2 separate regions of the Mus musculus genome follow, and region 1 is linked to region 2. Evidence: chromatin loops called from intact Hi-C (ENCODE). Cell type or tissue: left cerebral cortex. All regions are shown on one strand. Links, peaks and the distances in the headings refer to the core of each region. The heading gives the core; the rest is flanking DNA.

Evidence for each region. Peaks named below come from ENCODE experiments on the same cell type or tissue, not always from the same donor. Only the 100,000 strongest peaks of a DNase experiment are listed, where the experiment ranks them.
Region 1: it touches region 2 in a loop (4-fold over the local background); 2 of 42 quality-filtered maps call a loop at or near these places.

Annotation. Positions count from the first base shown.
Region 1 is chr1:75,649,376-75,657,111 of GRCm38, forward strand. No RefSeq gene overlaps it. Among named protein-coding and RNA genes, the nearest start is that of Slc4a3, 110 kb to the left of the region's middle. In left cerebral cortex, for the core only: CTCF peaks have their summits at 3,313 (motif pointing right) and 4,370 (motif pointing right); DNase peaks (open chromatin) are centred at 3,339, 3,856, 4,409 and 4,565; H3K4me3 peaks cover 249 bases.
Region 2 is chr1:76,480,468-76,488,203 of GRCm38, forward strand. No RefSeq gene overlaps it. Among named protein-coding and RNA genes, the nearest start is that of Gm17751, 4.8 kb to the right of the region's middle. In left cerebral cortex, for the core only: a CTCF peak has its summit at 4,097; DNase peaks (open chromatin) are centred at 3,389 and 3,938; H3K27ac peaks cover 1,291 bases.

The DNA of each region.
Region 1 (7,736 bases), core at 1,914-5,913, 830 kb before region 2:
GTAGATACATATATGTATGTGTTCATGAGGGTGGTAGATATGTGTGAGCATGTATGAACACAGAAGTCAACAGCTCTCTTCCTCTACTGCTCTCCACTGTACTTTTGGAGACATGGTTTCTCATCGAACTTGGAGCTTGCTATTTCACCTAGCCTGGCTGGCTAGTGAGCGCCCATGAGCCACTGTCTCTGCCTCTGTCACTGTCATCTGCTCTGGGTGACAAATAGATGTCTGCCACTGTGCATAGATTGCTTAGGGATCAGAACGCAGGCTCTCATGTGCATGGTAAGCACTTTACCCACAAGGACACCTTCCCCATTTCTCCACATTTTTCTTTTGATTTTGAGGCAGGTCTCACATTAGCCTAAGCTGGTTTTGAACTCCCGATATAGCCAAGGATGATCCTGAATGTCTGGTGCTCTTGCTTGACCCCTTCAGTGTTGGGGTTATAGGTGTGCACCATTGTGACCAGCTTACGTGGTGTTGAGGACCAAAGCCAGGGCTTCTTGCATGCAAGGCAAGCACTTCACCAACTGAGCTACTTCACCAACTGAGCTACAGTCCCAGCTCCGAATCGAGCTTTCTTAGTTCCAGGTCTGCATTTTAGTCTAACGCATGTTGCTAGAGCAGTATATCATAGACTGGGTCATTTGTAAAGAAAACAGTATTTATTTCTCAAGGTGTAGGAGGCTGGAAGTTCAATATTAAGGCACCAGCATCTAGCAAGGGCAGTGTCGTTCCACAGAGGAAGGCAGAAGGTGAACAAGAACACCTGCACACGAGGCAGAGACAGACGAGGGCTGAACGGCTTTCACTGCAAACCTGCGGTAGCAGATTCACTCCTGCAGCACTGAATGCTGATGCATGCTGATGATGACGAGGATGAGGAGGATGATGATGATGATGATGACAGGATTTCTCTTTGTGACCCTGTAACTAAAACTTGTTCTGTAGACCAGGCTGCCCCCAAATGCAGAGATCCACTTGTCTCTGCCTCCCAAGTGCTAAAGTAAAAGGCCCACACCCCTACCCCTGCCTGCGGATCCACTCTTGATGTGATAATTTTCAGTGTCTAATCAAGTCTTAGAGATTCCCACTTTTCAACCCTGTTGTACTGAAACCAAGTTCCTGGCTCATGGACTTTGGAGGACACATTCAACACATAGCAAGGTCTGTATCTTTTCTTAAAGATCTTCTCTATACCATTTCATAGAGTAAACCAAGACAAAACCATGTGTGTTGAGGAGTGTCAATTGGTATTCTTAGGAAAGATTGTTCATTCTTTTTTTTTTTTTTTTTTTTTTTTTTGGTTTTTTCGAGACAGGGTTTCTCTGTGTAGCCATGGCTGTCCTGGAGCTCACTTTGTAGACCAGACTGGCCTCGAACTCAGAAATCCGCCTGCCTCTGCCTCCCGAGCGCTGGGATTAGTGTGTGTGTTAGCAAATGAAAAGCAAGGAAGGGAAGACATCATGGCCAGTTCCAGGAATTGTGTCAGAGTTGGTTGTAGAAGTTACACTTTGGTTCTTCCTCCCACTCTACGCTCCAAGAAACAAGACCCAGACTCTAAATCTATTTACAAATACCTTGCCATATAGTTCGGCTCTTCTCTGACTAGATCATAACTTATTATAATCCAGTTACTCTAGTCTACCTTCTGCCCCATGGCTGGTTACCTGTGCTCAGGTGCCATGCCTCTGTCTTGTCACATCTTCCCAGGCCAATCTCCTGCTCCTGGCTCTATCCCAGAATTCTTTCTCCCTCCCAGATGTCCCACCTTCTATTCTACCCTTTCCTATAGGCTGTAGGTTTTTGTAATTGACAGGTGATGCATCCATAGAACACACAAGATATTCTCTCCACAGTTCATCTACGTGTTTCTGTCCTCGTTCCCCCCCCCCCCCCCCGCAGGTGCAGGAGACCAGCACACACCATAATGATTATGGCTTCATCTTCCCTCTCTCCTTCCATGTCTACTCTCTGATTTTCAAAGTGTTTCTGAGTGTGAAGTAGTCTGGCCTCTTGTCAGCCAGAGAGCTAGGGAAAGGGAGAGTGTTGGCTTCAGAAAGGCATGTGACAGAAATACTAGCCTTTCATTATGTAGGAATATAAAAAAGATTTAAAATAAACCCTTCATTTAATTTGAATATTTTATTGGTAACGATGGTGCATGAGTTATATGACACTGGATACTGATGCCTTTTATAGGCATTTGAGAATTTTTATAGTTTATTGACATATGGGCCAGTTTCCCTCACTGAGTGGGGCTCAGAGCTTGCTCTCTGGGTGTCTCTCCTCTTTCACCTTCTTGATTTAACAGTCACATTGGCAGAATTATTAGTCAATTAAAAACATTTTAAAGAGACTTTGCCCAGCATTTCTGTGGAAAACCTGAAATATGGTATTTTTGTTTTAAATTTGGACAAACTAGAGACCAAAGTGACCTCTGTAATCAGGGTAAGCTGATAGTTGAAAATGTCTGAGAGTAGCACGAGGCACCCCATCTTCTGCTTGTCGAAAGCAACGGAAGCTCTGTGGAGAGATCTGGCCACCCAGGGATGAAGTGGAAGTGATTTTGTTCTGAGCACTGTTGAGTCTTCAAGCGTGAGCTAACTCATTCCCAGTCTGCACAGCACAATGGATTATGAAATGGGACTATTGGAAAGAATTGAAAACTTTTAGGGATGGGGAGATGGCTCAGTGGGTAAAGGCATTTGCTGCCAAGCCTTATGACCTTGGCTCAATCCTGGGCCCACCACAGGAAGGAGAGAACTGAGTCCTGGAAGTTGTGCTCCACAAGCACACCATAGCAATGTGAACACACACACACACACACACACACACACACACACACACTAAATAAATGCAAAAAATAACAATTCAGTTCCTAAATTGAGGGCTTAGCAATCAAATGACTACAGATATTAATGAGATACTTAGGGGCAACAGTTTTATCATTACCCTAGTTAGTTTCTATATTTCAAAATAAATTGCAAATTATTCATTTCATCAATGACATATAAACAAGAAGCAAAGAAAATAAATGATTGTTTGCCACATGAAAACATTTCTTATTTTTTCTACTGAATAATTATTAAGCATAAAAAAACCTAATTGAATCTCATTTCTACAAATCATTAAGGAGTTTTTGAGCCAAACAAGCCATGGCCTTTTTGCTGATGGGATTGTAAATATCACCAGTCTAGAAAAAAATTAGCCGATCATTTATTCTGCAGAGGGCATTACTGCATTTCTGTAAACACATCATGTCATTGTAGAGTTGGGAAATTGACCAGAGGCTGGGGAAAAAAAAATCTCACTTGGCCAGCAGAGGTCACTCTTTCTCCTTTATCGATCCCAGTAACCGGCTTCTGAGTGTTTAGTCAAAGGTGTTTTGAGCTTGAAGCTCAGCCAGAGGCTGTGGAAATAATACACATCATCAAGGCGAGCTCTGCTTTCTTACACACATGCACGCACACATGCACGCGCGCGCGCACACACACACACAGACAGACACAGAGTTTAAATGTTTTACTCTAGCTGGACAACTCACATACATATAATAAGAGCCACTCGGTTATGCATGTTAATGCATTTCTTTAATTAATCTGTTTCATCAACTATTACTCTAATGCTTACTGGTGCCAGCTCCAATTCTGCCCAGTTCTCTGACTTATGAACCAAAGCTTAGATTTCTATAAATACCTGCAGGTGACTGGCATGAACCTTTAGAGAGAGTTTCTGCAGAGGAACCAGGAACTAACTAGGACCAGGCTGTATTGAACCCTGGCCAAGCAGAGAGGCCAGTGCCAGGCACTGAGGGTTAAGCTGGAGAGGTACATACCCTACCCTGGCTTCTGTGTTTGGCTTTGTTATGGAAACAAAAGCATATGCTAGCAGTTCTTTCGAAGGTTGGGCCATAGAATGAATTTAGATGAATTATACATGAATATCCAAAGTATAGGCCAGTCATAAGTATCTATAGATGGTCACGACAGCTGAGTGATGGAACTGTCTAGTAGTGAGGTAAACCACTCAGCGTTTGTCTGGCCAAATCATTAAAAGTATTTCAGTAATTCATTTTTAATATCTTTCTTTATGGGGGACATAGTGGGCATTTTTAGGAAGTGCCTGGGAAAGTTGAGCTTTTGGTTTGCCAATGATTAGCTAAGATCTTTTCTAACTCTTCCATCCCATCTCCTCCTTCCCCCTTCCCTCCCTTCCTGTAGCACCCCCTTCCAGTCCTTTTCTGTCCCTCCCTTCGATTCCCCTCCCCCACTCTTTTTCTTTCCTGAAATACCAATTTCATACAGAATTTTAAAAACGTGGTGGAAATCTGAGATTCTCCGTGGCTGTTTTTCCTTTGGCCACCAGGTGGCGCCATCACAGTGCGCCGGGGTCTAGGCAACCCTTCCTAAAGAACGGAATGTGTCTCTTCCTTAGGTGGTGGGTAGCTTAATGACTAGGTCCGTAGCTCCCTGTAGTGCCTGCGAGGAGCTGCATCCAGGGGAGGAAGATCTATTGGGCTTCCTCACATCGCCCTCTGAAACCTTGGTTTCTCTGGTCTGTGGTTTTGTGCTGGGCCAGCTGCCATCTGCTTACCCAGAATGCCTTGCAAAAGTGTGCTGGAGCCAGCTGGTGTACTTGCTAGAGACTGGTTAAGTAGCCAGGAATTTTGTGAACTGATTGTTGGACCATTGGCAATTAGACATCAGCCTTGGTGGGCGTATTTGAGGCACTAAAAAATCACACGACTTCGTCCTGTTTGCTGATGTATGAGTACTCTTGCCTTTGTGACCCTCGGTTGTATCCAAAACCAACCAACCAATCAAACCATAGTCCCCTGTTGCCTGACGTTAAAAGTGTCAAATTAAAAAAAAAATGCAAATATTTGTAGGGAAGGAAAAAAATTCCTCCTTTTTCTTATCTTTCTTTAAAAGCTTTGAAGCAAAAGTTGTTTCTTTTTAAATGATCAAGTATAGATTTCTGCTCTTCTAGCTAGAGTTTAGTCAAAAGCTGAGGGGATTATTCCAGCTTTCAGCCTCAATCCGATTCCTCTCCTGAAATTAACGTTTGGCCTAGCTATTTTTCCTTCCTGTCTCCCCAGTTTTATTTAACATCCCTTTATCGCCCTCACACTGTGAAACTCTGGCCTCCTGAAGGTGTGTGTCCCCTGACATTGTCCCTGGCCTAGACACCAGTCTTTACCAGTCCTTTAGGACTCAGAAAGCCGTCCAGGTGTAGGTGCACCTAGGCCGCATGCGCTCATGGAGTGCTTGTCAGGAACGATTGTCGTTTTCCGGTTCTCCACGGCGACATTGTTTTACTCCCTGATAGGCCGAGCCTGGACTCCACGGCACGGCTCCGACTGCTTCGGAGGCAAACTCAAGGGAGAAGACAGTCAGTACCCATTGCCTGGGTACTGAGCACTGTTCCTCCTCAGGCTGAGGAGGGCGCACCTAAGTTGGTGCCAGCATTGGAGGGAGGTTGTGGAAGCAGAGGCTTAGAGCTGCTGTGGGGAGAATCCTGTTGAGGACGCTATCACAGCTTCTGCTATAAAACCATTGTCTAGACGATGGTTCACTCCTGTTTGTTGACTGCCTCAGCGAGCCTCATCCCTTGGGCAGAACATTTCTTTTGCACAGATGTTGCATTAGCTGCTCAGGGTGCCATAAAGAGACTTTGCACACTGGGAGGCTTAAGTGACTGGCATTTATATTCTCTCTGTGGAGGCGAGAAGCCCCACAAACTTAATTTATGGTGAGGGCTCTCTTCCCAGCTTCTAGATAGCCTTTTTTCCCCCCTGTATGGCCATGGAAGGGTCTTTCTCCATGGAGTGTCTATTAACTCTTCCTACAAGGACACACTACTAACGGGTTAGGGCCCTAGGACTCCATGAACCTTTAATACCTCCCTAAAGCCCGACATCCAAATAAGTCTAACTGGGGACTAGGGATGCAGTATACAAACTACTGTGGGCCCACAATTAAGTCCATAGCAAATGGCAACTGATGGTTTTAAAAACATTTGGAGCAAGAAGAAATGCGAGGACATAGTCTCCTTTAATCACCGTCTCAGGTTTACCAGATGTATTTAGGAAACTCTTCTACCTGGTCCAATTGCTGCTAGTGTGGGGTAAAGTCATGATTTTTTTTTTCCTGCTTCCCCATGTCCCCATAAGGAGGACCGAGACCTCGTCCTCATTCTGATCCAAGCTTCAATTACCCTTCAGAATTTCCCCACTCACAATTAATGCTTACCCATTTGTAATTAAATAATAAATCTGTGTCATAATTTGAGGAGATTTCCGGTGGCCAACTGAAACAGCGATGGGATTCATAATTCCTTAAAGGCAGAGGCATGCTCTTTCTAAAAACTCTCATAAAATAGTGGATTTAAAAAGTTCTCTGTATTACCTCCTATTTTCTTCTTGCCAACTGATTTTTTTTTTCCTCTGATTCCCTTGTCTTCGTCTGGTTGAAGACACAAAATAGAGTGTAAGTCGAAGAGCATGCGTGTTTGTGAACTTTTTATTCCTCTCTAAGTGTTTTTCTTAAAAAAAAATGATTCCTATCTCTCTCTTGATGGGGAAGTTCTTGTGTTTCTTAGAAGCCTTTGTTCTGTACTTAGAGACCTGGGGAGGAGCAATGGGGGGGGGGGGTTCCGGGTAGGGGGTGGAAAATGTTGGTGACACTGGGAAAAGAAGTCTGAGCACATGCTAGTCTTCTGTGTACATTTGCATTTATCAGGAAACTTCTGGAAGCAAGATGCTTGCATGCAAAGACTCTGGCTGCCTGTGCTGAGAGTTTCAGGTTGGACTGTGAGATTGTGTGGGGTACTGTGTGGTTGTGTGGGGTACTGTGTGGTTGTGTGGGATACTGTGTGGTTGTGTGGGATACTGTGAGGTTGTGTGGGATACTGTGAGGTTGTGTGGGATACTGTGTGGTTGTGTGGGATACTGTGTGGTTGTGTGGGGGACTTTCTTTAAATCATTCCGCATACGTCCAATCTGCGTCTTCCCCACCCACCTCAGAGTGGCCCAGAGATCTTGGAGCTGTAGAAGTAGTGGGACTGGACTCAGCCCCATAGACGGTTCAGAGGTGTGCCTGTCTGTAAAAAGCACACTGGTATCTTCCCTAGTCTCCATGTGGGTTAGGCCTTGGGACCAAGTGGCTGGGTATCTGGACTTGGGACAGGAGCCTTGGTCTGGGAGTGGGGCTGAGCATCTTTCCTCCCAACGGATTACTGAATCTCAAGCCTTCAGGGCTGGAGACCCCCTGAAGTCCAGCAAAACAAGCTTTTCCATTCAGATGAACTCGCTGAGGCCTCAGGGGGGGTCCCACCCTCTTTCTGGGCTTGTCAGAGGCACTTAAGAAATACATGTTGACTTGACATGACCCACTGTGAAATAGGCATGACAAAACTCCCCACATGGCAGCTGGATTAGGCTCCCAGCAGCTGGGAATGATTCTCCCTCTGTTGCTGTAAGCCTCAACGGCAGGGCACAGCAGAAAGGCATTGTGGGATGCACGTCCAGGCTCTGGATGGTACAAGCCACACAGAGATTGAAAGCCTCCTTTTTACAAGTAAGAGTTTAATAGATGTCAGAGCTGGAATGGACCTTGTGAATCAATGGTATCGGTCTCTTCAAACTTCAGATTACAGATCACTAAACTGATGCCCGGAGCCCGGATAGAGGAAGCAATCTGGGCTGGCGAGTTGACTGTGTTTGGATTCAG
Region 2 (7,736 bases), core at 1,879-5,878:
GAGCTAAGATGAAGGATGGACTATGCAGAGACTGCCCCACCCGGGGATCCATCCCATAATTAGCCACCAAACCCAGACTCTATTGCATATGCCAGCAAGATTTCGCTGAAAGGACCCTGATATAGCTGTCTCGTGTGAGGCTATGCCAGTGCCTGGCAAAAACAGAAGTGGATGCTCACAGTCAGCTATTGGATGGATCACAGGGCCCCCAATGGAGGAGCTAGAGAAAGTACCTAAGGAGCTGAAGGGGTCTGCAACCCTATAGGTGGAACAACAATATGAACTAACCAGTACCCCCGGAGCTCATGTCTCTACCTGCATATGTATCAGAAGATGGCCTAGTAGGCCATCATTGGGAAGAGAGGCCCCTTGGTCTTGCAAACTTTATATGCCCCAGTACAGGAGAACGCCAGGGCCAGGAAGTGAGAGTGGGTGGGTAGGGGAGCAGGGTGAGGGGAGGGTACAGGAAACTTTCAGGATAGCATTTGAAATGTAAATAAAGAAAATATCTAAAAAAAAAAAAGAAAGAAAGAAAGAAAGAAAGAAGAAAGAGAGAGAGAGAGAAAGAAAGAAAGAAAGAAAGAAAGAAAGAAAGAAAGAAAGAAAGAAAGAAAGAAAGAAAGAAAGAAAGAAAGAAAGAAATGTGCAACAGAGTCTGGAGATTGGTACCCTATGAGGAAGAGGCCAGTGAACAAATGCTACACTTCTGGTAGCAGTTTTGGATTGTGGAGGGCAACTGTGGCCTTGGTTTCTGAAGAGTGTGGGAAGAGAAGGTCTGTTTAGTTCTAAAAGTGGATAGTTGTTTAGATATTGATTTCTGACCATGGCAAATGGAAACTGCAAATTCCTGTCTCCTGTCTCCCTCAGCTCAAGCACTCAGTCTGCCTCCTGTTTGGTGCTTCCTGCTGCACTGCTACATCCCAGTTCTTATGTGCATGGGTGAAGTCCATGACCTTTGCTACGTCAAAGTTCTTATGCATTGCATGATTTTCACTGCCGACTTAACTATCCTTGACTAGGCCATATTTTCTTATTTAACCCCCCTCTGATTTTGTTCCTGAAGTTTCAAAATTACTTTAGCATTGTTTTTATTTCTCTCTCTCCCTCTCTCTGTGACTCTCTCTGTGTGTGTTCATGTGTGTGTATATGTGTGTTTCATGCCACTTGTGTTTAGGCATCAGAATAAGGCATCAATTCTCCAGAGATGGAGTTATAGACAGTTGTGACCCACCTAACATGGAAACAGAACTTGGGTCCCTGCAAGAGTAGCATGTACTCTTAACCACTGAGTCATGTTTCCAACACCTCAGTTAATTTTTAACTTTGAAAAATGTGAAATGTGTGTGGGGAGAGGGGGGTTAAAGGTTGACACTGGATGTCTTCCTCTGTTGTTTTCTATCTTTTGAGACAGGGTCTCTCATTGAACCCAGAGCTCCTTGATCCATCTAAGCAGGCTAGCCTATTATCTGCCGGTATCTGCTTACTGCTGCCCCACAACACTGAGGCTTTACCAACATTATGCTTTTATATACCTGCTGGGGATGATAACTCAGGTCTTCTCCTCAGGTCCTACATTTTAAACATTGTTAGCGTTCTTTTCTGTATATTTGTAGACCTCCAGCATCTCCATCATATTCACATTAATAAAAGGATTAAATGCATTAACTCCACTCTCATTTTCCTTTGGTGATTTCACTCTGGGAATTTTTGTCAGCTTTTCACAGTTTGTGGAGAGACAGAAAATAGAAGCACACTTGTCATTTTCAAGAGAGAATTGACCTTCTGTATAAAACCTAGCCAAAACAAAACAAAACAAACAAACAAACAAACAAACAAACAAAAACAAAAAAAAACAAAGGCATAAAAAAGAAATCCTATTTTATGTACATCTTTGAATTATATAGAAAGTGCATTTGAATGGTCCAATAAATCTATGCTTCTATGTAAGTTTCCATATACCTATATTGAGATAAAAACAAATGTGTATGCTGGGTCAGCCTCTTTAAAGACAATCTTGAAGTTCGTTGAAAAAGAAAACCACTTACTGGTAACATTTTCTTTTCTTGACAGTACTCGCTGAGTCAAGGAACCTAACCAACCATTTTAGCTGCTAGCTCTGAGTGGCAGGAGTCAGGCTTCTCTTAGCCCTGTTCACAGGGCTTCATTCTGTCTCTATCCTCCTGGAACAAAGGGTCAGGTCTGGAGATGTTTTGTATAAACCATCACAGGTCTCCAACCAGGAACAGAATCCACGTCATGTTCATATTCTAGACACTATGCCCTAGAGGCTAGTGTGCTCAGTTTCCAAGAAGAGTAGGCATGGCCTCTTTGTCATCAAAGCAGAGTTGTAGGAGCCACTGGGGCCACACTGGTTGGACACAAATCTGGCTGAGATTCTCAATGCTGGTTCCTCCACTTCCCACAATTTCCCTTTGGGCAGCCGTTTCTCACATTTTAAAGAGAGTATTTGGTAGTGAGGATGCCGACTACCTGAAGTTACATGAAAGTTGAATGCACTAAGGCATGTAAAATGCCTATGAGTGCCTGTCTTATGATCAGGATTCAGGACATAGTGTAGACTATTATTATTTTAATCTATTTATTCTCAAAATCATTGAAAATTGGCTTAATCTTTTTTATTCACATGTCCAGACTCTTTTACAATCTGCTCAAAGGATCCTTCAGACTATTCGCTGGTGAGTTGGGAAGATGTCCTTTTAGATTTTAAAGTAATTCTATGCTCTCTAACTTAATAAAAAATACTGATAGTGTGTAAATATAGGTTATACATTCTCCCCTACGTGTAGATTTCTGTGTCCAAAAGCTGACAGTTAGCCAGTTAAGATAATTCAAGAGACTGAGAAAAATTACTTCCTCAAGGTATTGACATACGTTGCCCATGGGGTAGTATTAATATTCTTGGAAAAATTAAAACTGATTTACCCAAAAAGCATGTTTTCATGATTCACCTATGGATATGTACATGCCTAGAGAAATATATGTTTTGTGTGTGTGTGTGTGTGTGTGTGTGTGTGTGTATACATGCTATTTCTTCTTCTTTTTTTAGTCAAATGCCACCATGCTGCATATGTTGTCTGCAAGTTGTGTTTCTATTCGGTGGTTTGTTTTTTGAGATTGATCCATGCCAGTTTGTGTAAACTTAATGCACTGCTTTTGACTGCTGAATACCACGCCAGCAAATAAATATGCTATATCTTATGTATTGGCAAGTCGTCCGGATTTCCAATTGTCTCTAAACTTAGGATGTTTCAAGAGGGGTGTCTGAGTCATGTAAGCACTTAGGCACCGCCTCAAAACTAGTTGTCTATCCATTGCTTTCAGCAAGTCCCTCATTCTCCAGTGGTGAGGTGTGTTTTCTTCCTTTGTCTCCCTGCAGACACCTGGCCAAGCGCCCTCAGCTCCCATCTCCTCCTTAGAGGATGGAATTCTCTTGAGGTCAACGCAGAGACCCCAGGCAAATGCTCAGAGGCATCAGGTGCCTTGGTCTGTCATTCATACCATGCCCAGCCACATCTGGTCCTGAGAGAAGGTGGGCTGAAGCGTTTCAGTTGCTCCTCTGGTCTCCAGCCTTACGGAGCTGCTATGAAATTAGACACCAGTGAATTGTTCAGGACATGTTTTGGACAAGTAAACTCAACCATAAAATTATAAATACTAGTCATCTGAAGCTCTGAATGGTTGAGAGCAATAGCTAATTAAGTAGATGGTGCAGTGCGTTTTACTTGCAGAATGCCTTGTTGGAGAGACAGAGGCTTCTAGGCTGGCATCAGGTCAGCACAGAATCTTCTTCTCGGGGGGAAAACAGATTTCATCTTGCAATCCACGATGCTCTGAAATTTCTAATTTGAGGCTCTGTGAAGAGATGCACAATCTGGTGCTTCATGCTCCATGGTTGGATCCACTCAGGCCCATCTGCTCACTGGGAAAGACTGGAGGATGCTTTCCTTTTGGTATTTTAATTTCAGGTGTAGGTGTTTCAAAAAAGGCAGCTACTAAAATGAGTCTTCTTGAGATATGTGATGTAAATGTTTAAGTCAAGCGACAGGATGGGTTTGGCTAGCAATTCATACCATCTAGTGCTCCCTGCAGGAAGCTCTGGTGGGCATAGGCATTTAAGACAGAGTGAACTTCAGGCCTGTCTTTCCCCAGGAGTCGAAGGTATAGAAGGCTGATGGAGCCTGTGGCCCTGGAGCGGTCAGTGAAATGAAGTTCTCCTTTGGGGTTTTCAGATCCATCTCTGACTTTTGCTTTTCAGATTTCTGTTGGTTATAGCTGTGAGAAAAGGTGCTTTTGTGCTTGGCTACTTGAAATCTCCTGGGAAGCATCCAGTTACCATCCAAGGCAAAAGTAAAGGTTGACTCTCTAGGGCTGTGGGGTTTTGTTGTGTTTTGTTTTTTTTTTTTTCTTGTAGTTTGTCAAAAGCTAAATTTTATATTTTTATCTTCGTATTTCCTGAAAAAGAATAGAACACTATTAGACTTATTTCTATCAAGGCAGCTGGTATGTGAGAGCATCAACCACCCTGCCTTCCCCAAATAATCAAGGGAACCAACCAACCAACCAACCAAACAAACAAACAAACAAACAAACAAAAAACAACTCCACCAAAACAAGCAAACAAGCAAGCAAGCAACAAACAATAAAAAACAAAAACATAATCAAAAGCAAAGCAAAACAAAACAAAAATGAAAGCTGAGCTAGATATGGTGGTGCACACCTTTAATTCCAGAACCTGGGAGGCAGAGGCAGGTGGATCTCTGTGAGTTTGAGGCCAGCCTGGTCTACAATGCTAGTTCCAGGACTACCAGGGTTGTTACACAGAGGACCTTCTGTAATAAGGTCACAACAAGAGAAACAAATGAAGAAAGAAAGAAAGAAAGAAAGAAAGAAAGAAAGAAAGAAAGAAAGAAAGAAAGAAAGAAAGAAAGAAAGAAAGAAAGGAAGAAAGAGAGAGAGAGAGAGAGAGAGAGAGAGAGAAAGCAAAAACGAGAGAAAAAGAAAAAGGAAAAGAAAAAGAAAAAAGAAAAAGAAAAGGCAAACAAGCAAGCACACTGGTTCAAATCCCAGCTCTGGTGCTTTCCTTTCCTGTGTCTGAACACGTTTCTTAAATAGTTCACCCTTGGCATTGTTTCTGCTACTGATACAGACAGCATTCTCTGCACTGATGGAGGGAATGGATGGTGGACAGTTGACACAGCCTGCTCTGAGCCATCTCTCCTTTGAGGTCAGCTCTGTTGAAGATTGTCATAACTATGCTGACACAGTTTAAAGCCTAGCACTGTAACACCTCCATCTAGAAGAGAATGATGCCTTGCTTACTGCATGGCAAAGGCTGATAGTTTTGTGAACTTACTTTGAGTATTTTTACCTCAAGATCGTGCCTCAGTTGCATCTCTCTGCTAGTTTCCTCTCTTCTAGAACACCAGGGTATTTGTATACTTGTCATCTTAACCAGACACTGGAATGGGGAAAGGGTTGTTTTATTTTGAAAAAAGGCCTCACTATGTTGCCCAGGCTGACCTTGAATTTGTGGACCTATAATCCTTTGTGCCTCAACCTCCCAAGTCCTGAAATTACAGATCTCTGTCACCAGGTATCACTAAGAGAAGATTAAATAAGTTAAAATAGACATCATTTGATGTTTAGAAGGGTATTTGAGTCTTTTTTTTTTATTTTGGCAGAGTTTGGAAGTGAAAACTATAAAACTGGGCTCTACAATACATTCATAAAATAAAAATGATGGATTTGGGGACAATCTATGCCCAGCTAGCTCTCAAAATGGCTAGATGCCTGGTAGGAATGCCAATGATACTGGAACAGTTACAACATAGCTAATTTTTTATAATGAAAAGAGAGGTCTGAGATCATTTTCTTTTGGATGTAAGATGTTTCTGTGTAGTATGACTTATTTAAATTTTCTTTTTGGTATATTTTGCTTATTGGTGTGTGTGTGTGTGTGTGTGTGTGTGTGGTATGTGGTGTGACCCTGCTACTCCTATGCTGTTACAAACTAGGCATTCCATAAATGGCTCAACAAGTCCACTTACACTTCTCCTCAGTGACTATATCTAGGCTTACAACTTCTATCTCTGCCATCTATGTGGCTCTGCAGTTCATTTACATAGACCACATTGTCCAGAAAAAGGCTGAACTCAGTCTTGCATTTCCAAGTGTCTGTTAGCAAGCCACTTTCTTTGTGTCACTGTCCCTGAGAGGTTAAAGTCATTGAGGTCCATGCTGAGATGCTGCAGTGACAGAGAAGATGCCAGTCCACAGGCTAACTCAGTAGATTTGGGTCCTCACTTAACTCTTTCAGGCCTCTGTTTTGGTTTTGGGTTGTTTTGGTTTGCTTTTGCTTTGTTGTAGCTTATAGCATACTGTGATATATGTTGATAAATCTCAAGAGCAGCTTAGAAGCTTGAGCACATCAATTAAAGGAGGAACTGTTCGTCTCTCCCTCTGTTTCCTTCCAGAAATCCCTGGCTCTTCTCTTTTGCAGCACCTCTATCTTCCATTACCTGCTTATCCCTGGCACCTCTGCAAGTCAGCCTGGGGTTCCTAGTGCCCATGGGATGCCCAGAGGCCCATACGCTCTCAGTGGAGCACAGGCTTGGCCCTCCCCCTGGCAGCAGTAATAAGGAATTATCATCCTTCCTGAATGTTCTCTATGAAGGAGAAATTGCCACTTGAAGCTTTCTATGGAATTTCAGCTGGCTAATCAAATCACTTCAACCGGTTTACTTTGAAAGGACTTAATTTTTATTTTTACTAATAAATTAGTGAATTTATTTCTTCCAGATAGCCCACTCATATTTTAATCTGAGCTTTCAGAACGTAGTATGTTTGTTGAATCAAAGCAAGGGTTGCTGTGGAGGTGATCTGACAGGTTTCGGGTATTATTAGAGTATTAGAGCAAGAGGAGACTCTCCACGCTACTCAGGTGATGCTTTGCACAGCAGGCACTCACCTGCCCTTAACTCTCATTGACTGAGTCCCTGACTCAGGGTATTGCTCTGGCTGGGAGGCCTCAGTACAGTGCTGTATCTATCCCATAATAAGCTATGTCACTATCGTCATGGAACATAAAGCCCCTGTGCCTCACGCAGACTCATCATCTGTCCTTCACAGTTCTTAGAGCAGTGATTCTTCTTCACCTGTGGGTTGTGAACGCCTTTGGTTGCAGTTCAGCTCTTCTGGATATGAGAAATTTACATTATGACTCAGAACAGTAACAAAATTACAGTTACACTTGGGAGTGAGAATTCTCATTGCAGTCTCAGGCAGAGTTTACTTATGATATAAAAGACCATTTTCACTTTTCATGTTTTTTTTTTTTAAATTCATTTTACATCCCCATCACTGCGTCCCTCTGAGCACCCACCCACACACACACACACAATCCCTGCCTCTACTCATTCCCTTTCTCCTGTGAGAGGGTAGAGGCCCTCCCTGGTACCTCACGTCTCTGTGGGTTTAGGGGCATCCTTTCCCCCTGAGGCCAGGCAAGGCAGCCCAGCTAGAAGAACATATCCCACAGCCTGGTAGCAACAACTTTTGGGGTAGCCCCTGCTCCAGTTTTTGGAGTCCACATGAAGACCACATGAAGCTGAATATTTGCTATATGTATCTGGGGAGGCTAGGTCCAGCCATGTATGCTCTTTGGTTACTCTCAGTCTCTGAGAGTTCCAAGGGTCCAGGTTAGTTGACTCTGTTGG